Linked DNA regions of Mus musculus: all the other regions are linked to region 5. Evidence: chromatin loops called from intact Hi-C (ENCODE). Cell type or tissue: heart. All regions are shown on one strand.

The links. Peaks named below come from ENCODE experiments on the same cell type or tissue, not always from the same donor. Only the 100,000 strongest peaks of a DNase experiment are listed, where the experiment ranks them.
Region 1: it touches region 5 in a loop (4-fold over the local background); 14 of 42 quality-filtered maps call a loop at or near these places.
Region 2: a loop joins it to region 5, with 5 times the contacts of the local background. A loop is called at or near these places in 8 of 42 quality-filtered maps.
Region 3: it touches region 5 in a loop (4-fold over the local background); 8 of 42 quality-filtered maps call a loop at or near these places.
Region 4: a loop joins it to region 5, with 2.0 times the contacts of the local background. A loop is called at or near these places in 4 of 42 quality-filtered maps.
Region 6: it touches region 5 in a loop (2.3-fold over the local background); 8 of 42 quality-filtered maps call a loop at or near these places.
Region 7: it touches region 5 in a loop (2.3-fold over the local background); 5 of 42 quality-filtered maps call a loop at or near these places.

The regions. Positions count from the first base shown.
Region 1 is chr14:45,992,098-45,996,097 of GRCm38, forward strand. No RefSeq gene overlaps it. Among named protein-coding and RNA genes, the nearest start is that of Gm34499, 230 kb to the right of the region's middle. In heart, a CTCF peak has its summit at 1,754 (motif pointing right); DNase peaks (open chromatin) are centred at 94 and 1,764; H3K27ac peaks cover 477 bases.
Region 2 is chr14:46,315,526-46,319,525 of GRCm38, forward strand. No RefSeq gene overlaps it. Among named protein-coding and RNA genes, the nearest start is that of Gm15217, 62 kb to the right of the region's middle. In heart, no CTCF peak of the experiment used is centred here; DNase peaks (open chromatin) are centred at 1,196 and 2,156.
Region 3 is chr14:46,303,173-46,307,172 of GRCm38, forward strand. No RefSeq gene overlaps it. Among named protein-coding and RNA genes, the nearest start is that of Gm15217, 74 kb to the right of the region's middle. In heart, no CTCF peak of the experiment used is centred here; a DNase peak (open chromatin) is centred at 2,349.
Region 4 is chr14:46,074,505-46,078,504 of GRCm38, forward strand. No RefSeq gene overlaps it. Among named protein-coding and RNA genes, the nearest start is that of Gm34499, 140 kb to the right of the region's middle. In heart, a CTCF peak has its summit at 2,415; no DNase peak of the experiment used is centred here.
Region 5 is chr14:46,387,343-46,391,342 of GRCm38, forward strand. Bmp4 (bone morphogenetic protein 4) reads right to left here and starts at 3,327. Exons shown (of 4, transcript NM_007554.3): 1 at 2,962-3,327. It overlaps Gm15222 (predicted gene 15222), which reads left to right and starts at 136. Exons shown (of 1, transcript NR_166856.1): 1 at 136-1,940. RefSeq lists promoters at 1-358, 1-909, 1,002-2,959, 3,010-4,000, 3,010-4,000. In heart, a CTCF peak has its summit at 1,566; DNase peaks (open chromatin) are centred at 39, 819, 1,449, 3,349 and 1 weaker place; H3K4me3 peaks cover 3,653 bases; H3K27ac peaks cover 3,692 bases; H3K27me3 peaks cover 1,224 bases.
Region 6 is chr14:46,562,851-46,566,850 of GRCm38, forward strand. No RefSeq gene overlaps it. Among named protein-coding and RNA genes, the nearest start is that of Rubie, 11 kb to the right of the region's middle. In heart, a CTCF peak has its summit at 2,345 (motif pointing left); a DNase peak (open chromatin) is centred at 2,481; H3K27ac peaks cover 809 bases.
Region 7 is chr14:46,238,344-46,242,343 of GRCm38, forward strand. No RefSeq gene overlaps it. Among named protein-coding and RNA genes, the nearest start is that of Gm34499, 19 kb to the left of the region's middle. In heart, a CTCF peak has its summit at 2,426 (motif pointing right); DNase peaks (open chromatin) are centred at 1,898 and 2,338.

The DNA.
Region 1 (4,000 bases), 400 kb before region 5:
TGACCTTGTGAAGTTCAAGTGAGGAGTCTGCTCGAGGGGGAGGTCTTTCACTGACAAGCAAGCTGAGGGCCTGAGACTGAGTGCCCGAGGGCTTGCATCCAGGACTGGTTACATAAGAGAACTTCCAAGAGAGGACAGAACATAGTTTTCAACAAATAAATAAGGCAAAAAGGCTGCACTCACCAGTGCCACAGCTGGGAAGCAACTGTGAGCAATGAATTTCTCATGCTAACAAATCCAAACTCTTCGGAAAACAGATGATGAACCCAGGGCCTGGCACTGGGACTCCTGGCAGAAGCTGCAAAGCTTCAGAGATGGAAGGGTATCTAGAGACGACGAGTTCACAAACACAGCTGAGGGCCAGCAACCTGCTTTCCTGCCCTGCCTGGCCTGGCCTGCCTGGGTGGGTCCCGTCCGTACAGGGTTTCTCCAGGAGGACCGCAGACGAAACACACCTTCATCTGCAGCCCACACACTCGAGAGAGAGAAATAATTAAACAGTTTTTCTTAACCTTCTGACCTCTTCATTTATTATCGCCATCCATTATGTGTACCTTCTCGAATCACAGAATCCCCAAACTGAGCTCTGGGGTCAAGGGTTTATTGTTTAATGGAGATAGAACATTTTGTAAATTGCACGGAGTCACAATGTTTATAATAGACGCTTCTGGTGTACTGAACCTCCCCATTTAACAAACAGTGAGCCTTGACATGTGTTCTTCCTACAGAGCAAAAATCCGGGGTAAGTGCAGTATTGGCATGAATGTGTTACCAAATCCTTCCTGTAAACCCAGTGACATCTGCAGTCAAATAAAAACATTCCTTTCCCCAAATACCAGGAAATGCTGAGAGGATCACTCATCTTCTAAGGTCATGCTTAAATGAAGTTCTGGCTTTGAGAACACACAGCGAGGATGAAGAGGGCCAAGAATTCTGTCCAGTACACATCGGCTGCTACAAGCCTTTGGGGACAACCTCTTGTTTCAACTATGAGCCCGTGTATGGAGAAGCTTTTCCTCGAGTTTAACCTTTGAATGAAAAATGTCAATATTTTAAGAAATGTCCCCACATTAAAAAAAAAATCCCTGTTGTCTTTAAAACAAAACAAAACAAAACAAAACAGAATTTGTCCTTTCAAGTCAGAAATGGATTTGCTTGAAATAAAGCAAACATCCACAAAAAGGTACCCCACCAAAATTACTCATGTATAAAATCCCTACAATTGAGCAAATATCAATATTTTTTAGTAAAGAAACTTCCTCAAAGGTTGGGAAAGTTGTGAAGAATCCTAAGAAGGACTGTGTTAGTCTAACAACTTAACCCTTTGTGTCAGAGAGAAAAAAGAACCGTCCATGTGCGTATTCTGTTCTTTGGGGAACTTTGTTTCGTGATGGTTACGTGCTACCATATGCAATAAAAATGTGACTGATGCAAACATTACAAAGAGTGACTTGCCATGAATTATTTGCATAACTTCTATCTCACAATTAAATAATTGGTTCATGGTCCAGGTTGTACTTAAAACTCTCAAAGGGGGGAAAAAAAAAGAAAGAAAGAAAAGAAAAGAAAGAAACCCACAGTTTTTACATTTTACATGTTTACTGCCTCGGGAAGATTTTCCAAAACAACCCTTAACCATAGTCATTCAGGCTTTTCTCACCTTCCTGAGTTTGAAAGAATCTTGTAGTAGTTAATGCTAGTTTAACACACTCCCTGGGTTGCTTTGATTGCAGCAAGTCGGGCCATATTTGATTAGCCAGCAGGTGTCACTGTGGGTTTGGGTGGCAACCCGACTGACCACAAAAAGAATGATGAGGAAGACAGGGAAAGAAATGAAATGTGAAAAGCAGGTTCTGAGAGGAAAAGCACAAGGCACTTATAAAATCTGTGGCCCCTCTCTTCAGCCTATCAAGAATTCTGTACCACTCTCATGCTGAGAGCCCCAGAAACATAATTCACATACATAAAGGAAGTGGATGCCTTCCATTACTGAAGTCAGCTTCAGTGTATATAAAATAGTGACAGAAATGAGTAAAGCTGAGAGATGAATTCTTGTAGCCTTTGCTTAATCGCTCAAGTCTTAGCTATGTATTTCATCTTTTTAAACCATAGAGATCATTGCTTTATCTCAGAAATGGTGACTGTCTTCCAGCTTTTTGGTAGGTTATAGACGCATGGCCCCGAATGAGGTCTTGGCTATCCCTAACCTCAGTGGGAAAATAAATTCCAGTGCTTCATTCACTGAAGGGGCATCTTGGGCCCTTCTTCCATCTTTATAGGATCTGGGTTACTCATTTGCAACAAAGCCAGCCTATCCATGCCATCCTCCTGAGTACATGGAATTTCTTCATAAATAAAATTTCAATTGGTAAAATTAACACATATTTCTTAAGAATGGTTGGCCATAAAACCTCCCTGAGCTGAGAGGAATTCACAGCTGGCCTAATTTGAACAACAGGCTGTAAATTTTATTTCTATTTTGGGTTGATAGATGAAAGCAGTTGTCTATGTTTGTGATACAGAAAGCAGGCAATTTGTTAAGGAAGATACAAGCTTGATTTCCCTGAATAAGGCTTAACACAGAGGCAAAACGTTTTACTGATTTGTAAAGAAAAACAAAGCCAAAATGTTTTAGAGATAAAGATGAAAGTTTCTGAGCTCTGGAAAAAGACTCTCATCTCAAACGGTCTAGCCCTCACCCTAGTCACCTCTCTCACATCATAGGCATTCATGTCACAGTACTATTGCACTGTAATAAGCCATAAAAACCCAAGAAGAATAAAAACAAAAACAATCTCAACTATGCTGTGAACATCCTGCAGTTGCTTTGGGGTGGGGAGTGTAGGATGTAGGATTGAGACAGGCTCTCATGATGTAGCCCAGGCTGGCCTCAAACTTGGAGTTCGTCTTCTTTAATCTAACTCATGCTGGCACTGCAGGTGTATACTACCATACCAAGGACACCTTGAGATTTCTACCTGATTTTAATTTACTTGTCTTCATGTAATTATTTCTTAATAACACAATATGTTGTTTAGGGCTGAGCCTAATTAACAAGGGAAATGCTAAAGTTTAGGAGCAGAAAATAAAAGGCTAGAGTGGTAGGTTTATAAACATGTTAAAGAGTTATTTACAAAGCATGCATACCAGGATACTATCTAGCTTAAGTCATTCATTCACAGAGACAGACTGCTCTATAGTAGGCTGTTTTGACTCTCAAGAGGCAGGGCTTACAACTCTCAATACAATTTCTATGGAAAATCCATATTTATCTATATCTCTACATCTATCTATCAATCACCTATCAATCTATCTCCTTTTTTTTCTATCTGGATGAGGCTATATTACTTACACATTAGAATGTACCATTCATATACTATATCTTGTTTGGGTCTCAGAAATTGAGACTCACTTTTTTACTTACAATGTCTGGTATAACATGTAGAAATCATAGCAACAGGTACTATGAGCAAAGAAGCAGCTGATGGGTGTGGAATAAAGAGTAAACAAAGGAGGAGAGATGTCAAGGAATACAAATATTTATCCAGGGTAATAGAGTGTCAACACAAATTTCTTTTCAATTAGATGCATACACCTGTGAGTAATGAGATCTTTGTCCATCACTTCATCTTTTGGAATCATGCCCATAATTTCCATGACAACGTCTTACACTATTAAGATAGTAGTGATCACAACTTCATCTCAGCCACTAACTAAGCCACTTTTGTATGCAGTGAGCACTATTGGCTCTTGATCACACGTGTACATAGAAGTGTGTGTGCGCTCATGAGCACAAATTTGTGCATCTTCCCAACTGGAGTCAACCTGTCTATAAGGCAAGAGTTGCACATTATGAGTTTCTTACCATTAAAACGTTTGTCTTGGTGCAAAGCATGCAGTGGAAGTTGAGTGAATCTGTTAATGAACGGAAATCACAAGGGCTACTTTTGTCTGGCAAGCTCTGGCAATGCTAAGTTTCTTTTATGTAGTTCATATAAAT
Region 2 (4,000 bases), 72 kb before region 5:
AGCTATCAATAGTTTAAGACAGAAACACATATGGGGAAATCTAGGAAGCCGTTTGCACTCAGTGGCTGTGTCCAGCTGAATTACTCCAGTCCACCTCTTCAGAGCTTAAGCATTAACGGGTGCGAGGGGACTTTTGCTAAGAATGACATCATCACACCCTTTAATGCTCATGTCAGATCTGTTCCCCTACAATGCAGCAATTTTTCCTTTCCTGCTCGCTTCAGTGGTCTTGTCTTCTCCACTCTGTGTCCCTCATCCTAGTCCCTAACTTATCCCTAAAACAGGGTGCTCATTTCCCCTCCCCTTTTCAGAATGCCACACTCCACCTGAGTCATTTTGCTTCCCCTCCCCACCCCCCCACAAGAAAGTGGGCACAGACCCTTCTGTCACAGCATCTATGAGGAACCCGTTTCTCAATTTGCTGTGCTAGGCCAAGACAGCAAGTGGCAGGGGCAGGGGCAGGGGCAGGCACTTAAGGTGCGTGGCAATTGCTGCAGCTGTGTGAGACTATGTTGATTTCGACACCCATGCCTATGGATAGAACTCTACCCTCTTGTCTTCTTTGTGATTGAAGTTCAGCATAAAATAGGCAGAGTTTGACTTTCACAAACCTGATAAAACCCTCTCCTAAAATGTAACTTATTAGTCATTTCCAAATTATGCCAACCACCTATTTACACACACACATTCACACTCTTTCTTGGATTTTGTTTTTTGTGTTTTTTTTTGTATATGCACTTTTTATTAGATATTTTCTTTACCCCTTTCTTTGCTCTTTGTCTCTCCACTTCCCTCTTTCCAGTTCCCCAGTCTTTCCTCAATAATAGTGGAGAGGAGAATCCCTGAAAGGAGACCATTCTAAGACACTTAGTGAATCTAAGATCACCACTGCTTAAGCCCAGGTTGATTTTTTTTAAAAAGACTGAATTTTGTTACATTCATTTTGGAGCATGAAATCCAGTGTTTCTCACTCTGAGCAGCCCTGTACAGATGGAATCTTCTAATTTAATCTATAAAAAACTAGCAGAATGTCCTCATGCCAAGTGACACAGGTCCTCTGACCTTGCCTCGGAGGTCACAAAAGGAGACAGAAGCCAGAAGGCAGGGGAAACAGAAACTCAGGTAGTCAGACCCTTGATCCCTGTGAACTGAATGTTACCCACACACTAAAGGAACAGAAGAGGGTGGGACAGGCAGGCGCAGAGCCAAAGGGAGATGGAGGAAGAAGGCAGGGAAAGCGGAAAGGGAAGAACTGGGAAAAGCAGAGCAATTGTCTCTTCTCCCTCAGATGAAGAAAGCAAGACTTGGAAAGTTGAAGAAACTTGCTCAAGATGTCTGAAGATGCAAGCCATCTGAACCTAGCTCGATCTGACTCTGGAGTACATTCCCCGCCCATCTTATGCCCCAGAGTAGGGTCAAGTGTCCGTCCACTGACCACACTTAGGCCAGTACTCTACCCTAAGCCACATCCAAGCTGCTGAACAAGTTATTTCTGCAAAGAGTGAAAGAAGAGAACAAAATCTAGACAGTGTCAGCCTAGGCTTTTAGGAAAAGTTTAAATTTCCTTAAGAGTAGAGAAATAAAATTTGGGCAATAAAATCAACCTGAAGATCCCCTGGTCTGGCTGGACTATTTTCAGAAGGTTAAAATGAGGATGGTAAACATTAACGTGCAAGTGAAGTTTGAAGAGTTGGAAAAAGCGGGACCCTCTTTCTCCCCAAACCCAACAACAAGCTTCAGAGACAGGCCTCTAATAGTCAGACTGAGGCTGTAAGAATCAGCGGATTGCTTCGGGTTACCCGGGAACAGTAAGGGAGAATGGTTGGGAGCGGCTCTTCCCACCATTACCCACTGGAGTTTAATACCAAGTTTAAGGTGCCAGGAACTTGTCCCCTCTCTCCTTCCTGGGCAGATTCTCCCTTACTGGATGTCTGGGGGTTCATTCAGTGACCGTGAGGCAGACAACGCTCCTGGGTTGGCTGGCTCCGATTGCTTGTGTTGGAACAAGCTGGCTACAGGGAATTCCACACAAGTGCTCCTAGCATTCCACATTCTTGGACGAGACCAGCGCTTCACAAGACCGTGGATGGCTTTGTTATGTCTTATCTCCGAATCTGCAGTTGGAGGCTTTCCTTCCTTTTGCAGGTGCTCCCATTTCCCTCATTATTGTTTATTAGAAAATCTTGTGGCCTTCCAAAGTCATTCTTATGCTAAGGAAGGCCGAGTGTGATAACATATTTGTGTTGGCCCAGAGTGAGGACAGGGCAAATACCAAAAGTCACATAATCATGACTCTAACTGAAAGTGGTGCTTCATGCATAAACAAAAGTCCCCTCCCCCAACCGGGGGTGGGGGGGGGAAGAGGGGGGATGCCACGAAAGTCGCAGACACACAAGAGAAGGCACAATGTCGCTGCAGCAGCTGCTGACGCAACAAATCCCGTCGCTTCAGCTCAGAGAAAGCTGTAGCTGGGACTAATTTCTAAGCTTTGATTCAGGGACTGTGTGTTAGTCGGGCAGTATTTCTCAAGGCAAAATAGTGTCTGATGAGGCCTAGCCTGGATCAAGATGTCAGCATGGAAATATATTGTGGTTGTTTCAATGAGAATTGAGGTGGGGAACATGGCAGCAAGCAGGGAGCTATGACACTGGATCAGTAGCTAAGAGCTTATACCTTATCCAAAAGTTGAAGGGGTTGGAGTGGGTGCTGGGACTGACATGGGCTTTTGAAATCTTAAAGCCTACCATCAGTGACACACCACCTCAGACAAGGCTGCACAACCAAAGCCTTCCAAAAGTAAGGTGGTGAGCAACTGAGGAAGCCATTCAACACCTTAAACCCCAGCATGCAGGAGGCAGAGGCAAGTGAATCTCTGTAAGTTCGAGTCCAGCCTGGTCTACATAGTGAGTTCCAGGACAGCCAGGGCTATACAGAGAAACTGTGTCTTGAAAACAAAACCAAAATACAAAGACAAGACAAGACAAAACAAACAAACAAAAACACTCAAAAATAAAAAACAAGACATTCAACATAGCCCCCCAAAACACATGTTCACATATACACATGAATATATACACACACAAAAAAAATGTAACCAAACATAGACTGGTCCCTCCTCTTACAGAGCATCAGTGGGAGATAAAAAAGATCCCTATCAGATAAACACAAAAATACATCTTCAAGCAAAACAGGAGCACGGCCTAGGAAGAGCAAGCGCCTGTGGGCTGTGTGGGAAGCTGATGAGACAGTATAGTCTCAGGCAACTTTAGCCTTTGCTTCGATCGGGGTTTTTCCAATCACCGGCATCTTAGCACCTATGCTATGCAAGGGAAGTGAAAATACAGGAGGCTTCTGCCATGTAAACAGCGAGTGAAGCAATGGCTGTAAATGGCTTTGAAAAATTACAGCCTTGTGATCCACAAGGCACTCGAACAAAGAAGTTTCAAATGTCATGAACTAAAGCACAAATAACTGTTCTATGCTCCTAAGGAAGCAATCTGAATGAGTAGATTTTGTTATGTAATTCTGAGTAATTGAAATCACTCATAGCAGTTTAATCATAATTTTGTAATTCTCCGTAAGTGAAGCAATGATATGAATGTTAGACAGTGTGAAGCAGCCATGATTTAACTTTTCATTCACTTTTGCCACCAATTTTAAAAGCATGCCATTAATGTTTTGTGCAGTGTGGTTATATGATATATCCACCTATTTGATTAATTATAAAGAGATAAGTCAAACCAATATGAGATGTCTTTGCCATATTGATAAATTTTTTATAATCACAGATCGCTCATAAAATATGAAAGCACTCTAATATATATGCCTTTATTATAAACATTATTTGAACAATATAAAAATATATTTTCTAGATTCCATTTTCATGCCAACCACAATTTGCCTCTTCTAAAATTATAAAGATATTTAAAAGCCTAAGCAGATCTTCAAGTCACATAATGTTTAGCTAACTTTTCAAGTTGCTTTGCTTAGTTTATGGTCA
Region 3 (4,000 bases), 84 kb before region 5:
GTATTCACATTGATCATGAGACACAAACACTTGTCCTAGAATTCAGATGAATTAAGCATGAGGAGTAACCCAAGGATATTCTAGGACTTGAAACAAATGCAGGAACCCCAAGAACCTACTCTAAGAAAGCTGCATTTGACAAGGAAAAAAATCCCTAATAATGCATTAAAGTTCTCACAGCAACTACCATTCTCTATCAAAATGATCTAAGCCAAAAAGAGTTCATGAATATGGACTGAAAATAATATAATTCATTTCCCTCATAGCAATATAGGCCTTGTGTGTTTAGTCACACTAAAGCTACAAACCATAAATGGCTGTAGTCTATACCACAGATATGTTTGTGTGGTCCTCAGAATGTTCTAAAAAGAAAATTAATTGTTTTGGTAAAAACATTTTACACAAAGATCTCAAATTTCTGACTTCTCTTGTAAGACCAGAAGCTTGAGAGATATGAATGTGGAGCGGTGCATGTATATGTGTGTGTGTGCATGTGTGTATGCGTGTGCATGTGTGTGTGTGTGCATGTGTGTATGTGTGTGCATGTGTGTGTGCATGTGTGTATGCATGTGTGTATGCGTGTGCATGTGTGTGTGCATGTGTGTGTGCACGTGCATGTGTGTGTGTGTGCATGTGTGTGTGTGTGCATGTGTGTGTGTGCATATGCTTGAGTCTCCTTCTCTCTGTGATAACCCTGAGAGAAGCCACTTGCTATCAGCCCATTATGATCACGCTGCTTACTTAATATTACCTGCCTGTCTTAAAAAGTATTGGATGAGACTCCTTAAATAGTATCTGTATCAATTAGTGCTCACATTCATCTGTGTGGCTTTCTATGTCAGAACTACTCCTACTTGAGAAAAGACCATCATTCAGAAGTACATATGCACAGGCGGGAGAAGACCCTCTCTCATCTTATGTGGTCCTTTCTGCTGGGCAAGGGCAAGTGTTTTGCTGCCCTAAGTTATTGATGGAAAGGGCCATCACCGTGGAGTGACCTCATCAAGGGAAGGATGCTGAGCCTGGAGCCAGCAGCCCCTGTAAGATGCATGGCAATCCTCTCTGCAGTTTGCCTGTGGCTGAACAGATAGATCTGAACATCACACCATTAACTCTGGGTAAAGTTGGCTCTCATTGCAGCTACTTTCTATATCCTCTAGTAAACATATATCCCGCAAAGAAGCACATTTGCAAGTGGCGCTGTGGACCTTGTAGAATTTGTGGACCTGGGCTGGTCTTCAGTGTCATTGTCCCCGAATTTGGGATTTGCTGTTTACAAGTTTATACTGGGTGATTTCTTTTCTTGACTTTTCTTCTCTTCTCTTTCTCGGTTTTTTTTTTCTTTTTCCCTCTCTTCCTCTTTATTATCAAGCTCTCTTTAGCATCTCAATATGGTGTATCCAAGTGTGAGAATTCTTATTTGTTAATTAATAACTGTTTTATTACAAAATGCAGGAACACCAGGAATTTCAAGCTTCATGTCTGCACGACTTCAGTTTGAACTGCAACGAACATGGCTGGGTAAATCCTTAAATAGAAATAGATGGAAAACACAGAGGCCTGGTGACATATTGTAACAAGGAAGGCACACATCTGGTGGCGTGTGGAGTACTTCCTCTTCTCACTGTGAAGTCTTAAGTACAAGGGCTAAAAGCTTGCATCCATCCTCACATAACCTCATGGAACTGAACAGTTATGAGCCCTCCTTTGCCCCTAACAACATCAGAATTCAGAATAAAAACCCACCTAGAATCTGAGATTCAGCATTAGCCAGGGGACGGAGAGAAATCCTGTCTACCTAAGAATAAGTCACTCCTTCTCCAAGACAAAAAAAAAGAAGAAGGATATGCATCTGAGAGTAGCATATCCCTTTGAAGAAAAAGAATAATGTTCTCTCCGTGCATTCTCTCACTCCAAATAGTGTTTTTATGAAGGGTGTACCTTCAAAAACTATTAGAGTTCCTTGCTTCCATTCCAGGAGTTTACGTAAAGTCTGACTATAGTCAGAAATGACCTTGCTTGACCTTGGGCCCCATTGACAGATACTTGCTTAGGTTCAATTGTTGTCTGGGGATTGAGAGTGGCATAACAATATTAGTGAAAACAATAGCCAGTTCATTTATATAGAGTCTTTCTTCCTGTGATTTCAAAGCAAATTTTCAAGCCTAATACAAATGACATTAAAAGGAACCAGCCCAAGACTTGGCAACTGCAGCCTACAGGATACTTCATTCCACTCAGCAAGCATATGCTGTGTGTGAGCGGTGGCTGACTGCACACTGCCCTGTCTCTCTTCCCACAGCTCCCTTGTCTGTACTCGCCCTGCTGCTACCAGCTTCCGTGCTGATGGTTTTCTTCCTTGCCAAGTATTAAGAGTTCATTTCATATGAAACTCTCCCCCTTTAGCCCAGTGTTTCCGGCTTTCTCTTTAACAGAGGTCTCACTGAGTCATCTGGGTTTTAGCTCAATGAAGCCATCATCTTTTTTGGGTGGAGGAGGGGGTCCTTTTTCTTTGTAGTTTTTTAGTTAGAGTTTTCTAAAAACACAAGTAGTCAGTCAGTACACTCATTGGAGATTGGAGGAGTCTATAGGGGGGGACGACTAAATGTTCATAAAGCTCTTTCTATCATATAGCAATGAGTCCAAAACTGGGAGATTCAGGTTTGGTAACACCGAAGCGCAATCTTAGCGGAAACTTCCGGAACCACCTCCTGCACAGTACAATTACCTCACTTCCCTAGAATGTCTGCTCATTTTCTTTTCCCAGCATCCCTTCTATATGAACACCTCCCAGCCAAGTCAATAAAAAAAAAAAAACAAAAAAAAAAAAAACCTCATTTCCCATCTTTGCATGACTCCTGAGAACCGTCCACTGCTAATGTTCAACACAGAAGAACAGCTAGTGCTTGAAGGCCTCAGACCGGGAAAGGAGGAAGTTCAGGAGTAAGGCTTATCCATTAAGAGTGGGGTTAGACACAGGAGTGTCATGGCTACTTTGAGATGAAACTCATTTACACAAACCAAGACAAAAATCTGCTAAATACATCTAGGAGGAGATATGCCAGGCATAGGTGACTCCAAAGAACAATAACAGGGTCTTTGTGGATGTTTTGCCTTTTCCAAGAGTTGAAAGAGACACCAGGGTGTAACACAGAGAACTCAAACACTTGAAGAATCTGTTGCCTTTGGATCCACGTGACCCTTCAGCAGAGTCTGGAGTTCTTGTCCACAGATGTGAGCCACAAGGAGCGTACATTTCCGGCCCACTCTGAACAAATGTTATGCTCAGTAGTTCCCTCTGTGGCTGACTTACAAATACATCCCCCGCTCCTGTGTTCGCCCTTCTGTCTCAGAGCCCCTCCTGGTCCATACAGCATCAGGTAATTTACCATTTGGGAGAAAGTAACAAGTTTTCAGAAATTCTCCAAAAATTTAACCAGTTACATTTTTAAAAAAGAAAAAGGAAGAAATCAATGTCCAATCCCTCATGAGATCTAAATAATTTCCCCTTTTCACTACTAAAGATTTATTTTAAACAAGTTACATAGAGGAGCATACTAAGAATCATTACAAAACCATCATTTTGTTAAATGCCAAAAATTCTTCTTAAATCCCCCACCTTCGTAATGGCATAGCCTATGTATAGACCACAGTCAAAAGCATTCCAGAGGCAAAGGCAGGGCTGCACTTTTAATTATCTCCCCGGTATTTCCTCTTTTTCCTTAAAAGGCTTAAATAAACCCACTGGTGTTGAGTTTGCCTGGTCTTTCCCAAAAATCATTGCCACAGTTTTTTTTAAACTGAGCAACACAATTTCTGTTCCCAGTTCATTACTGTCTCTCTCCCAGTCATCCAAATTCAACAAGGAGTGTGGCTCTGAACAAAGCCTTTTACAATGGATTGGATTTCATCTAAAAGCATGTAATTCCACATAGCCAGAAGCGGTTTCTAATCTTTATATATAGGAACTAACAAGAAAAAAAAAATCAAAGCCACAGGA
Region 4 (4,000 bases), 310 kb before region 5:
GCACTCAGTGACACACACTTTGCCCACAGCCCAGTATCATTCACATTTTCTTGCTTGACTATAAAAGGATACCATGGCGTTTGACAGAAGAGACCTGGAAGACTGAATAGACAGGGCACTTGCTCAGGAGAGACTACACGACTGGGGGGTATAAGGCTGTTAGACTACCCCACCCTAAGCACACGCCCCTCAGAGTTCCTTATCAGGGATAAAAGGCTTAATCTATGTCTTTTTCTGTGCTTTACTTCCGCCACAGCAAATTTAAAACTCTGACATCCATTTTTGCCTGGTGACTATGGCTGTGGGCCTGAAGCGGGGAATTTGACTATTGCTTAAGAAGGTGAGAACAGAGCATCAGGTCTCTTCACAGGTGGGGTAGCTATCCGTCTGTTCACTGATAACCTAACCTCTGTCTGCCCAGCCACACCAGCAATCTCCCCTGGATGAGGAACTCTTGGGATTCAAGGCTCACTTTTGTGGCTCGACAGAGTTTCTGCCTCTTGTTCCGTTTTCTCATCCTCTCTTCAACTTCCCTGTAAAAAATCTGGCGGCCGCTGCAGGCCCCTTCTCTTGATTATCATGACATCCCTGCTCTATTATTATCCTTGGGAGGGAGACTTTTAGAAAGATTGTTTGTTTTGCTGAAGAACTGGCAAATGACGTGCTGCAGAAGTGACATTTGACTCGTAGAGGCCAGGCAATCTGGACAGGGAGAGAATTTCTATAAATCCCACATGTTTTTCTCCGTTTCATTTTAAATGCAGCATCTGTCGCGTATACCTGCCAAGGAGGGTCATATTTTTATTTTCACCAATAATTCTAGGGAACCGGCGATTGCCCAGATCCAACAACTTGGATTCTTCCCTGGCTTTTCTATTCAATTGGGCTATTCTTTCCAAACATGAAAGATTTGATGTAGAAGAAAATATCTCTTTGGCACCAACACATAAAACTGCGGACATGTGCTATTTCCAAAAAAGCAGCCTACTTGAAGAACAAGATGGAAATTTAATGGCAGCTTTAATTTTAAGACGCTTACAATATTACACCAGCAAGAAAGAATTCAGCACCAGCTGTGTGTCTGAGAAACCAAGGGACTGATTAAGTCTGTCACATGGACTGCTTCTAATCCTGAGTGGTAGGTGTATACCTAGCGTTCAGCAAATCTGCTCAAGCAAGGCCAACTTCAAAGATAGTGTGTCGGGGTGTTCAGACAATATTTGGAGGTGACTGTGTAGATGATAGCTGGAGGGGGAGGAGAATAAAATGCTTCAAAACAGTTGAGGTTAGTCTCCCCCTCCCAAATCATTGAAATTCACTGAAGACCAAGATATTTTGAGGTCTCTTAACAGTGATTTAATACTTCTTTTCGGTTTAGGGGAACTTTGTATGCAAAAGGAAGATAAAATAAGTAGGACAAATTAGTAGTGTTTCTATTTTAATAAGGAGTAAACTTCAAATGGAAACAGGAGACATCCTGTCTACAAGGACCGTTAGCCAACTGCTTGATGCATGTGTCTGCAAAGACGGCTGGGCATCATCCAATGGGTACAGATGGGATGATTTAGGGACAAACAATCCTTATTTTGTTACTTCTGTGCAATCTCTTGGACATACCTACCTTTATAAGAATTCTGTTATATAGATATAAAAGCCTTAAGTACACATCAAGAAATTCTACAGAAAGTGTCTTGGCTAATACCCAGGGTTATTAAACTATAACATGCTACTGGTTCACCTTCACTGCAGATCTACTATCTTCTAGGATATTAATAACGAGGGTTCCTAGTCATAGAGCTTTTAATTTCTTCTTTCCTTCCTCCATTTATCCTTCCTTTCCTTCTTCCTCCTTCCCTCCCCCCTTTCCTTTCCTTCCTCTCTCCCTTCCTTTCTTCCTTCCTTCCCTTCCCCCTCCTTTTCTCCCTTCTTCCTTATTCCTGTCTCCCCTCTCTCCCTTCCTCTCTCCTTTCTCCCTCCTTCCCACCTTCCTTTTATTTTGCATACATATTTTGAGTCTACTACAGAGAGTCATTCTGAGTATTTCTTATGTACTGGGGAGCACACTTGCTTGAGATGAGTTTAAACTTCCTCCTCAGTGTGCTGAGTGCTCCCTCTGGCATATGAGTCTTCTGAGTGGGCTACTGGGAAGTTTAGAGTCAGGCTTCTGTCACTCCACATCCAGGTAAGAATTTATCATATCCATATTTCTGTACTAGCACTACTCTTGGTGTGAAGATATTTTCTTCCCTTGTTTGCTTTTCCAGTTTCTTTTAAACTTTTAATACCAATTTTAAAATCTTAATTTTTAATCATACTGTGAAAGCCACTTAAATTTTTTTGTGATTGACTTACATATTTTTATATGTTTCTACATAAGTTCATGTGTACCATGTGTGTGCATGCAGTACCCACAGGGGCCAGAAGGGAGCATCTGATCCTCTGGAATGGGAGCTACAGGTCACTGTACACTACCCAGTGTGAATGTTGGGAATTGAACTGAACCCAGGTACTTTGGGAGAGAAGTAAGTGATCTTTCCTGCTAAGCCGTTCCAGCCTTCACTTAAAAATCTCTATCAAACTCAGAGATAAATGAAACAAGAAGTGCGGATATTTTGAAAATATGTCTAACCTAGACAGAAAAGCTTTCACTCTGCTTTTTTTGCACGGGTGACAGAGTTGGCAGGAGGATTCAGCTGAATGTGGAATTACAAATGTTATTATAAATAATTAACCCATCCAGGTCATAATGAGGATAATTATTTTTTGTGTTTCTTTATCCCTTTGGGGTATGCAATAATTAAATCAGTACTTTGCCAAGTCGCATTTAAATATTGTTATTGGTTGAAACAAAATGCAAAGCTTTGGTCTTATTTGATATGTATAAAAGCAAAGAAAGGTACGGAGAAGGTAACACTCAGGTGGATTTACTGAGGGTTCCAAGTGATGCCCTAAATAACTATTTTGGAGCTCGGTTACATGCAGGTGGTAGGATTTATGTTCTGGATGCTTAAAACACTTTCTCTGTGGAGAGAAGATTATTAAGTCCTAGCGAGCCTGAGTGCTCTGTGCCAGTGCTAACCATTAGGTTTTGGCTCTGAGCCATGACTGTCCACTCTGCAGTGGATTCCGCCACCAAAGGGGAGGTCATTAAGGACTGTTCTCTATTCTTGTTAGTATGTTTCAATGTAATTAAGAGAACTTGCTCACCAGATGCTTCCCTTCCTGTCAGCAAGTGCCTCCAGCTTAATGGGCTACTTAGGATTCTTTAAGTGGGTGAGGCGGGAAGCAAATTTAAAATATATCATCTTTGATCCTCCCACTTCTAATTAGCTCTAAAGGTTTTAGATAGTAATGTAAAGGGGTCAGGGAAATGAAATCACTCTAAGCAATCAAAGGCTCACAGAAGTCGGATAGGAGCTTTATACGGACCAGGGAGTGCCTATTCCTCTCTACTAAGTTTCTACTCAGCTCAGCAAAAGGGCAGAGATGGTGCCAGCCTACCACCAAGACATCTGTGGAGTCTTGGGACTGAGGTGGTTTTAAATGTGACGAGACGAAATCCAGCAAGTGCTTATCGAGTTCGCTCTAGACTTCAGAAATTGCTTTTGATTCTGGGGAAAAGACGGTGCCCCACTTTACCCCAGAGTTTAGGGACTCATGGGGGATTTAGACATGCAGTCTGGTAGCTCACAGAGAGTTTAGTGAGAGCTTTACTAGACACTTGGTTCTCAGCCCGGCGTTCATACATCTAGGTCAAGTTCAGGTATGTCCTGTCTTTTGTGTGGCATTGTGTGCATGACAGGGCTGCTTCAGCCAACCTTACCTATCTAATTCCTCTCATCGGTGTTTGTTTTATTAGTTTTACTTGTGAGCCACTTCTAGCTAGCCAACTTGGAGGACTGGGCTCTTGGTTGAACCTGTAGTACACACTTTTGCGCCAAGAAATGGCTGATTGAAATGGTCCCCTTTTCACTCAATGTTATGATCAGACGAGGACCAA
Region 5 (4,000 bases):
CCCTAGGAGTCACGTGGACCCAGAGGCCCCGCCCCACTCACCGAAGAGCCCGCCCGCCCCTCCTCCATCCTCCCACCCCGGCTGGGTCCAGCCCCTGCGAGCGAGGCCAACCTCCGCGCCCGCAGCTGGAGCCCCAGCCGTCTGGGAGTTGTCCCCGCCTGCTCTGAGGAACTCTCGGCGGGACACCAGCCACTGGCGCGGCTCTCGGTCGTAGTCGCTGCACGCAGGGGACGTGGGGCACGTCTCTACCTGCGGCGCGCAGTGCAATGCATCTGGCCAGGTTCGGGGACGGGTTATCTGAAGCCTGAGGATCAGGGTGCACTTGAAGACGCGTCTCTTTACAGCGCCGACAAAGCTTAAGTGCAGCCGAGAGAGGAACCGAAAAGACAGTTTACCAAAGCCTCACGACAGCGTTCCATGAAAAGGAAAGCGCATAGGGACCCTCCAAGGGCGCGCGCGCGCGCGCGCGCACACACACACACACACACACACACACACACACACACACACACGCAAACACACTCGCACACTCCAGCACTTCCTCCACAGGGTCTCCGAGAGGCCAAATAATGCTTCTAGCGACAGGCAGCCGACCCCTAGCGGATCTAACTTCCAGCCAGAAGACTCTGACCCCGTCGCCAACTCAGTCCGCCGCGGGGGTGTCGGGGTTTGAGCGGTGTGGGAAAGTTAGAAGGAGCGGCTTCTGAAGTACTGTCTAGTAGCCCCGCCAGAGTCCCCGCACCGTGTCTGCCAACCTCAGCGTCCGCTCCAGCCAAGCAGATCCTTCAGAAACCGGTCGGCGGTGCCATTCAAGGCAGAGGGGGTGGGCGGGGGGTGGGGGGTGGACGTCTGAGCTTCTAACTCCGGACAGATTCCAAAACAGGCGTCGCCAAAGAAAGAGCGCATCACATTTTTTTTCAGATCTCAGAGTTGCAAAGGCTTTACAACTCCTACCCGGCACGGAAAGGAGACCCCAAGCGCGATCCCAAGCGTCTACAAACCCGAGAACAGCTTTCGGCCTGCACTCGACCTCTCCCTCTGGCTTGGCTTACTTTTTAAACCACCTCCACCCCCACCGCCACCCCCGCGCGCGCCACTTCCTTCCCCCACCCCTTTCCTCCTTTTGCACCAGCTACAGAATCGCGGCTAAGATTCCTCCAAGAAATTCACCAACACAACTCGGGTGGGGTTGGGGGGGGGGGTGACCTGACTATCCTAAGATGCCTGGCCTGTTCTAACCTCGGAAGCGCAACTCTTGTTCCAACAGGTCTTTGCACGGGGTCCATCCGAGGACCGGAGTCCCAGGACTCCCCCGCTCCAGAGCCCGCTCCACCCCGCCTCTTTGCCTCACTTAGGAACTCGACGTGTCCAGCTGGTTTTCAACCTAACCTCTCCCCCCCCCCCGCACCGGCCCCAGTTTTCGAGGCGGGGGGCACTTTCGGGAAACCTTTGAGAAAGAAGTGTAAAGGATGGAGAGTCACGTCCTTCCTGGCGGCGGTGGCTGCCCAGCGCCATCCCACACTGCTGCCCTGGGTGCAGAGACCGCGGGCGCCCCTGAGCGACAGTCCGCTCTCACCACCATCAGCGCAGCTTTCTGAGACGATTTCTCTATTCCCCGACCAGCGTCGCCGCTGGGAATAACTGGGAAAGCGCTGGAAAGGGCAAAGGGCTTATTGTTGATTTGTTTATTTGCTTTTAAGGGGGAAAGAGATGGCGATATGCTAGCGACTGGCGCACGCGGAGCGAGGGCACCGTGGAACCGCCGACGCTCAGGATCCCCGGACAATCCTGTGCCTTTGGCGGTGTGTGGAGCGCTCTCGACGTTAAAGCCCAGTAAATAGACGAAGGACTTGTTTCAATTTCAACTTCACAAGGATCCCTTTCTAATCACTCCTTTCTTCCCTGATTTTTTTTAATTAAAAAATACAGATCAAAGTAAATTTTCATCTCCTGGTATTTTTTTTTTTCTTAATGGGGTTGATACAGCTCCTGGAGGCAGTTACCCTTCACTTTCTCCCCAGAATCTTCTTCTAAAACCAAAATTTAATAGTAGCCTCGGTTTGCCAAATATGACCCTGCTAGTGATTCAACATCTCACAAAACCTTCAGTTCATAAACCAGGATACTAAAAAAACTATCAACCAAAGCCGTGGCGGGAAACCTTCTGAGTCCCCGGGGCCCAACTCCACTGCGTGTAAGGACCCCGCAATTCCCGAACCCTTTGGAGTATCGCAAGCTCCTCATTAGCCCTGCTGGCATGTCCGCACAGACACAGCATGGCAGAAGACCCGCACAGGTAGCCTTTCGGCATCCTGGCCACGGTCCGTCGAACCTTACACCCCTTCCCAGGGAGGGGAGAGTACCAGAAGGCAGAATGCATGGGTGCCCATGTCTAAGAAAATAGCTCCTGGAGATGGGAGCGAGTTCTGTACCTACAGTTCGCTAGCTCTCAGGGGCTGGGAGGGGGTGCGTTGGGGACAAGATTAGGTGACACCCCGCTCAAGGAAGCCTCTCTATCCCGGGTCGCGCTTTAGAGCAAAGCAGGACTACAGCCTCTTTTGCAAAGCTAGCTCTGGCTAGGTTCTCTCTCCTAATGAAGCAGTCCTCAGTCCCCCACTGGTGTTGAAACTTAGAGTTGACTCCCTCCTCTCCCACTCTTATAGTCTAAGTGGAAGCAAACCCACCAAACCCCACAGTTCTTCCCAATGACCTCTCTTCCAAGGCCTTCTCTCCTTCCCGCCTCTCCTGGCCCGCACCTCCCTAAAGTAGGTTGGATAGACGCAGTAACATATATGGAGGTGCCTTTTAGCCTCCATCATCCCACCTCCAACACTGTTGGAGAAGGAAGGAGGAATAGGCCAACTTTTGCCTCGGTTACAGCCTGAGCCCCATCCCCAGCTTCTACTACGGGTGCACCTCGAATCCTCAGAATAGCGCCCCTCTCCAGGTTGCCCTGCTCACCATTGGTTCCTGCAGAAGCGGGCTCGCCAGCAGCTGCTTCTGGGGACCTCTAGAAAGCTGCAATGAACCTGGTCGAGGGCCAGAGACTGGATCGCTGCAGGCTCCAAGACGGTTTAGACGAGAATCCCATCAGGGACGGAGACCAGATACTCAGGCTGGGTTGCAGCGCAGCGGCGTCTTAGGCTGGGGTCTCTCAGCTCGGATGCCGAACTCACCTAGCTTCCGGGCCAGGCCTCGCGCTCTTGCCTTCCCACCCTCCAGCACCACCCTCTCACATCTACTCCTTCCTTCTCTTTTCCCTCCCTCTCTTTCTTCCCTTCCTCCCCAGTCTTTCCCCCCAGCGGCCCCTCCCTTCTTCCCTCCTCCCTTAATCGCCTCCCCTTCTGGGGATGGGAGCCCCGCCCACATCCTCCCATCCAGCCACGGGGCCTCGCCTCGCCTGGCAAGGCCCGGGTCCGGAAGATTGCACAGCTCCCCAGCCCTCAGTTGCCACCTTGGCTGGGACCGATGCCTCCAGCTCGGGAAGCAGCCGGGGCTCACCTGGGGACCACGTGCAAGAGGTACTAGAAAGCATGCACCAACTAGTCTCTGTACCTTCCAAAAATACCCATGGGAGTCTGGGCTTCCCTGAGTTTAGAATAACTGCTGCCCAAACTGATGATTAAAACACTGAGTAATCACCATTTACCCCGAGTAATTAGAGATAATGAAACACCTCTAAAATCAGGTTATGGAGAAGGGAGCTGTTGGATTGGTTTAAAGGGTGGCCTTCCGTAAACTGTTAAAGGATTCCCAAACGTTGAAACAGGCTGTGAGCAGGGCTGTGTGCCCGAAGGAGATACCTCTTCAACTATTAGGAGGTGACTTTCCCCCCAAAAAAGTTTTTGTGAGATGTTTCTTGTGGACATTTGAGAATTGCACCAACCCCCCTTAAACTGGGTGCCCTCCATCGATCCCCCAGGTCTAACATTTCAAGTGCACAGAGGTAGTTTGCAGGCACTTGGCAGGCAAACAGGCCTAGGCCTTGTAAGACAATTAG
Region 6 (4,000 bases), 180 kb after region 5:
CTCTACCTTAGTTTTATTTTAAGTGAACTAAGGTAACTTAAGAAGAAAAAAAGGGCCAATGTGTGCTGAAGTTGCTGAAACACAAGAAATATTCTCAATTGTTCTTCTCAGGAAGCTCAAAGATCAGACTGCCTTGGGTGGTATACTGTTTTGGTTTTTGGGGGGTTGTTTGTTTGTTTGTTGTTATTGTTGTTTGGTCAGTGGCACAAGGTGCTACTGTCTACTCAAGTGTTGACTCAAGTGAGGGGTTTACCCAGCGACATGCCAGCCCTGAGTACCCACTAGGAGCCCTCCTTCAGGAGACAGGAGTTCACAGCTTAACCCACATAATTGCCTCTCTCTATGTGTGACAAAAATGCCCTCAAGAACCACTTTACACCAAAACATGATATAAGACTGACTGACAAGCCAATACATTGATACTGATAGGATCTCTGAGCTATATAGAGAAATAGAAATGGCAAGGGGCTCTTGAAAATATAAGTCATTGGTCCCCAAGTCCTACCTCTTGGAACAACTTCTTAAGAGAGAAGCAGTTTCCTTCCCTAACCATATAAAATGATCCCTGGAGTTATTTATAGCGTTCATGGCCTGGAGGTATCACTTGGTCCCTGTACCACAAGCCCAACCATGTGTTACTATATTAAAAAATGTGAAAAAGTAATTATGGGGTATGGGAGCCAGTGTCTGCAGACATAACCTTCAGAAGAGGAAGTGACAGGGAACTTTTGCTCCACTTTGCAGCTCGAGGGCTGCCCAGGCTTTGGGCTCAAGGAGGGCAAGGTGTCCAAGAAGCTGGAGAGAAGCTTGCTGAAGTAGTCAGAAGCAGCCCTATTTGTTGATAGATAGCAAACCAGTTTCCATTCCAAGGTCCCCTTAGTAGGTCAAACTGTCCAGTCACACAGAGTGACCGTCCAAAACATCCTTCCTGAGCAGCTCTCAAGCTGCCTGCCTCAGTTCCCACAGCACGGGGATGGCAGAAATGTGTACGATTCTGGACACTGGAGAGACACTCGGACTATAGAAACTGGTCCCCAAGACCCCGACCTTTACATAGTGACTTCTGTCCCCTTGTTCTAAATCCAGTTTTGTGGTTCTTCATCCCTTTCTCTGTAGTCCTTTGGCTTTCCCATAACAAAAAGACCAACCGCTGATGACAGAAGCAATTCTCCCTGGACCCACAACCCCTTCAGTGCTCCCCTGGAAAGATGGCTCCAACACCTTCAGACTCCAACCCCTTTGGTTCTTCTTAGAAAGATGGGCTCCAACTCCATTGGGAAAAAAATTGCTTTCTACTGCTGCAAGCAGAAAATGGTAATGCAACCACCAAGCCCTAGAACACAGCTCATCCATGCAGAGGAGGCCATGTTTCTGATGGTAGGGCTGGTGTTCCCAAGAGTCCTCCATGTTGCAAGCCATATTGAGAGCAATTACATTTCCTCTTTAGGGCCTTCCTTGGCCCCTGGTCTAAGCTACAGAGAAAGTTGTTTCTGATTACAAGTTCCTTCCTTCAAAGAGAATCCCATAAGCCTTGTGCCTTTGCTGGTGTCTTGGAGCGAATAGTTGTGGCCATCTCTGTTCAATTCAACTACCTCGTGAACTTTGAAAAGTACGAAAATTTATTCAGAGAAGGGGTATCTTCTAAAAATTGATTTACATAATTCTCTCTCCAATAAATTTCTAAAGAAACAAGCCACACATGACAGAGAGTACTGAGACAAGTAGAGATCAGGGAAATGTCCTGATCTCCTTGATATAACTAAATAAACCAAAATAACCTGTGTCCCTAGTGGGACAATGGGTCATGAGCATAGAGTGTAACCTATTCTACACACCATCCTTGAATTTACACACTGTGGTCTCATAATGTGAGTAGATGTTGATATAAAATTCACTACATCTTCCTGAGTCTGTTTCTCAACCTGGAACAGCAGCAGACACAGCAAGGAAAGTTTAAGTAGCCATCGTTTGGTGCCAGTGGAAAGAAAATGGGAGAAGGGGGAGGGAGAGGAGGAGAGAGGGAAGGAGACAGGATATGGGGGAGACAAGGAGATGGGAGAGACAGGGAGAACGAGAAAGAGGGAGGAGAGAGAGGGAAAAGAGGAGGAAAGAGGGAGAAGGAGGAGAGAGAACAGAGAGAGGGCGGGAACAGAGAGAGGGAGGGAGAGAAGGAGGGAAGGAGCTTTGCAAGCCCAGGGCTGCTTAGAGCTGTCTAAAATGGCCTGTTAATCCCAAATTCGGTAGGTTCACCTGCATTACCTAATCCTTCCAGCCCCCCACCCTATCTTTGCTGCCTACATCCCAGTTTTCACCACTGTAGTATCCACAGTGCCACCTGCTGGTTATAGGAAGCATTTCGTGGCTGTTAGGGCTCCTTGTCCAGATTTTATTGAAGTCCATCATGACTTACTAGCAAAGTCAGAAGAGAAAGCACACTCCTTAAAGTTAAGAAGAATCCAAGAGCCAAGCAAACCATGGATTCCTGGAAGCTCAGCGAGACCTGGCAGAATCTCCTGGATGCAACTAGTTTAGAAGGAATGTGAAACAAAAACGGTGCTGCTAGATTCCATCAGCAGGGCTCTAGGGATATATAGAGAGAGCATCAGGACAATGCCTTAGAAGTTTCCAAAATTCGCTGTTTCATAACCATCGTCTTGGGCTGCTTCTTCTTCTTCTTCTTCTTCTTCTTCTTCTTCTTCTTCTTCTTCTTCTTCTTCTTCTTCTTCTTCTTCTTCTTCTTCTTCCTCCTCCTCCTCCTCCTCTTCCTCTTCCTCTTCCTCTTCCTCTTCTTCCTGACAAGTTTTTTCAACCTTGAAGTAAGGTTTCCCACCATTCTCCAGTTTTACTATAGCCCACCATTTGCATCTCAGGCATCAGTCAGACAAAAGATGGGAGAAAATGTAACCCCTAGAATTCACAACTCCTGGGGATGACCCAGCACATTGCTACAAGCCTCACTGAGGAGAACAAATGTCCAGAGATCCTCCAGGATAACCATGGGGTCATTATCTTGGGTTAGAAAGTATGAAAATCAGGATAGCAGTTCAATACTGACTCTGTGTCTCTAGGATTCTGACATCACACTACAAAAATGCAATGCTGTAGCATGCCCTCTACAGTAACTGTAAGTATAAGGTGGAAATCTGTCCATGTTAGGAATCAAAAAGGTCTGGGAAGGGCACTGGCCCACCACAGCCTGACAGTCACTGTATCAGGGAGGACAATTTCAGAAATGTAGATTGTTTGCCAAAATGTTTGCAAGATTTAGGTGATAACTAGTAATTTCTAAAGAAAATTTTCTGTACTTATCAGCATGACGTTTCTTTGGGGCAGCTATGTTTCCTTCCTTTTTCATCCCCTGGCATACAAAGACTAACTTGTGAAATTTCAATCAGACAGTAGAGATGACCGGATTCATCCTTCTCTCTCTCACACATTTTCCTTTCAGTTCTGTTTGCGTGTGCTCTCTCACTGTCTAAAAGGGTAAATTTGTTCCTTGCATTTTCTTACCTTTCACCAAATTCAGAAATCTTTTCTTTCTTCCTTCCTTCCTTCCTTTCTTTCTCTCACTCTCTCTTTCCTTCTTTCATTCATTTATTCATTCTTTCTTTCTTAAATGCATATAAACCTCAAAATACTTTCTCTTCACTTGGGAAAGCTCCAACCAACCCCTCCTCCTGGCAATTAAATGACTTTCCACCTTAATATGAATCAACACCTAGAGAATCAGATGAGGTCTCTGTGAACCTGCTTTGATAGATCAGTTTCCTTCTTTCTACACATCTCGAGCACATCTAGACCTCACATTATTCAGATTATGCTAGGAATGATGAACCAAAACAGCAGCAGTGGTGACTAAAGAGAAAGCTAGGTTTAGGTCCGACCCCCCCCCCACCTTTAAAACAGGCAATAACCTAAGGAAGAAAGTCTTTGAATGTTTGCAGAAAGAAACAATCTAAGCAGCTCGGGGTCCCACCCAGAAGGGATGGCTGTGGTACAG
Region 7 (4,000 bases), 150 kb before region 5:
GGTTGCACGCAGCATTAGGAAGGCAGAGAACCACTGTCCGAAGCTCTCCCCATCTAATGCACTTCTTGACGTCTACAGCATTTCAAGTGCAAGGCAGTCATCTTCAAGAGAAACTGTTTCCCTCCTCCAGATTCAAAGTGGAGAAGTGCAGAGTGGAGACAGTGTGTGTAGGCATAGCAGGGGGAGGCAGGGCCATCCTATGCTCTGTATCTGGCTCAGGGAAAGTCTCCCTAAACCTTTACTCTTTAGAGGGTCACTTTATATAGGCTCCATGACAAGCATCTCAAGCCACAAGAATACTTCCTCAATATCCATATTATTCAGAGTAATGAACACCACTGGTTGAAGACTCACTAAACTGAATCTCAAATAATTCTAACTTGGAAGCCTACAAAAGTCAGCTGACACACAGTAATCGTGGACAGTTTTGCAGATTTGGGGATGTGGCATTTTAATATATGCATACAGTGTATGATGATCAGATAAAGGATGCTCCCATATGTACCATCTCAGGCATACCATTTCTTTATGCAAATTCTCAACTGATTGCCATCAGCCATATTTTCCCCAATGTTATAGAACATTTGAGATTATTCCTATCCAATTACATCTCTGCACCTACTTTACTTCCTCTGAGGACAGTGTGTGTGTGTGTGTGTGTGTGTGTGTGTGTGTGTGTGTGTGTGTGTGTGTGCGCGTTCTCTCTCTCTCTCTCCCTCCCTCCCCACTCCTTGCCTCCTTCCCTTCCTCCCCCCCCCCTTTAGGGTCACACATATGTCCACAGTACACAGTACAGGGTGGAGAACCACAGTAGATGTTGAACCTCAACTTCTACATCATATAAGACAGAATCCATTTGCTGTTTCCCAGCCTCAAGGTTCTCCTGTGCCCACCCAGTTCCTTGCTATAGAAGCACTGGAATAACAGGTGAAGCTACTAATCTCAGCTTCTCCTTTGGGTCTGGGAGGTTTAAAATTAGGTCCTCTCACTATAACAAGGTCTTTACCCACAAAGCAATCTGCCCAGCCATGGTAGTTGACTTTAAAAAAAAAGTCATCATTTATTTTGTTGTTATCCTTCAGTATTGTCAATTTTACATGTTCTGTGACCCATTAGCAAGACTTTCAATATTTGTCCTACATACATTCTAGAACACTGTGTGTTCCTACTTCTAATAAATTAGCATCTAAATGATATACAAATTGGAAGGTAAGGCTGAAATTAAAAGTCCTGTCTCCCACACTCAGATTAAAAACATGAACTATTGGTAAAGGCAATTCTCTCTAGAATGCTAGACTGAGCAGCTAGGGAGATAGCTTAAGTGATGGCAAAGGCTCAGCTGCTTCCTGAATGTCCCCAGATTCAAGACGTAAGTTCACGTGAGATTAGGCACATTCAAGCTGGTATGGCCACAGCCACAAATACAAGTTCAAATAAGATGACCTTGTTAGATGTGAATTCAAAAAAAATTTTATTACATATTAGATACAATGTTAAACATTTATATGAGACTAAACCAGTGAATTAAATACTATAAACATTTAACTCGCCAATATCCATTATATACACTGCATATTAGCCTGCCAAAGGCTTCCTAGGGACTATGTAATGAGAAAATGGCCTCCCATCTTGTACTTGGATGACCCTACATCAGGTATTCTCAGCAAGTTTGGCTGCAGACAGGGAAGGTAAGAAGGTTTGCATGAATAGACAGCTGGATAGGGGCTGGCCCAGGAAAAATGATGATAACACAATTTTTTATTATTTCTTTTTCTTTTTCCCACAGCAAGGTCACAAGTGTGTCCTGTATTAAGAAAGATTGGGACACGCTGGTCTGAGGACAAGAACTAATTCACTCTAGCTCATTTTGTTCTATTCCCGGAACAGCAAGTGCTTACTGGAGATTATTCATCGACAAATCGGAAGTGCCGTAGGGCTGTTTACTGCTGCATCTTTCTGATCTGTTACATAACACAAGAGGATAAAATCTGGAAAACACAGAAGGTCGAACGGTCACATGATAACATCATGTGAGATACATACCGAACCCTTTGCATGAGTGTCTCATGCCTGTTGTTAAAAGGCCATTTTTTCCTAGCTCCCAGGTTTCCTTTGGTTGAAAAATTGCAATGTATAGTCAGAGTTTGAACAGTTGCCAACTAAAATTCTTGCATCAGGCTCCATGGCTGTCTGTTCCACCAAGACAAATAAGACCGGCCCCAACCCCTCACTTGAGTGCATTGTTCACGGTGCTGAGCCGTGATTTTCCATATCTGACTGTCTTTGTGTTCACCCCAGGAGGAAGGGTGAGCCTGGTTTATTGAGTTCTTATTTCTCACAAAGCGGTAACATCTGGAGGGCTGAGCAGTTTGTTGGCAGGTCCAATCTGAAGGAATTCGACCACGGTTCCGATTGGCTCTTATCAGTAGGTGTCACTAAAGACAGTTTCAGAGACAGAAAAATAAATAGGCCAATTAAGTGATGCCAAGAACAGACTATTTTACAGTCATTTCTACTCTTTTTATTGTTCTTCCAACTGTAGAAGTTTCAAGATTGTAATTATTCCCTGCTTTTCCCCCCTCCCTGCTGCAAATGAACATTTTTCCATTTTCCAAATGCCTCCAAGAGAGGGACATTTAATTAATGTATTTATTTTGTGGTGCTTGATGTAGTGGGTTAGCAAAATGGGAACAGATGAGGGCTATTAATTCTAACACTTTATTGCAGTGAAGCTACAGCCAGCTGCTCTTCTGCAAACAGACTGATGGAGGCTCTGCCAGCTCCTTTCTCTGCAGCATGAAGTGCTTCATATCCGTACAGAACAAGGACAGCCACTCATGCATCCCACCTTGGCCATGCCTTTGTGTCCTTGGAAGTTACAGAGATAGGAACTGTTGCGGGGAATATTAAAAGAGAGCAAGTTCCCTTAATATACCCAGCTACTCTCAGCCCTGGTGGTCTCCCGGCCTATTCTTATCTTGTGGAGACTCTCTGGCCTGAAAATTCTCCACCCGGCTCACTAAGTTCCCACTGGCAGGTCGCTATGATGCCAGCCCCATGCTTTAAAACCCCCATGCCTTTGTGGTGAACATCTGGCAAATCCACAATTTGCCACCATACCTTCCCTCTTGAACTGAGTCAGATGACAGTATGAAGGAAAATGCCACACAAACTTAGTTCAGAAAGAATGGTAACTCAATCGCTGGGCGCAACAACTAGAATCCTAATCATGTAAGCCACATTAAATCTAAATCCTCCAGTGGGAATCTTGGTGGATTCGCCATATAAGCCGGGAGACACTAGTAGCTACATCTTGCCCTTTCACTATCCCCATCCAAAAAGCTCCTAACTCTCTCCTACTTCCTCTCTTCCTCCATCCAACCTGGACGTCCTGCCTACTCGCCCCATAATTGGTCCCCTTTAGTCTTTTGGGGGAAGGTTCACAAGAAGTCACCTGAGTGACTCAGTCCTCTTCCTGACAACCCCTCCTGGGAAAGCAGAATTAACATCAAAATACAGAGGTCACCAGGGCCATCCACAATAAGGAACTCTAGTGAAAGGCCACATATTTCTGAGATCAGAAGAGGTAACACTCAGGCTACCATGCTCACTGGTGACTGGCACCTTCCTCCTGCATAGACACAAGTCTAAGAGGGAAATTCAAGTTCATTTCTAAATCCAACCAACTGCAAACAACTTCTGGGAGTTACCTGAGAAAAACAAGTCAGGAGGTGGTCAAATAGATGGATTTTATTTATGAAATGGACTTCGAATAATACCAGGCCTGGATCTCAGTGCCAGTATATTGCTGGCCTGGAGGGGTACCCAGATAATGTTGGCAAGATAAATTAAGCAGCCGTCAGTTGAAGTGTTTTGTTTAGCTATGAATCTTTTCCTGAAGGGTCTTTCTTACATGTATTCTGAAGCCCTCACTTGCTGTGTAGGGAAGAATAAATGTGCTACATTTAGGTGGGTGCTGCATTGTTTGTGTGGGTGCTGT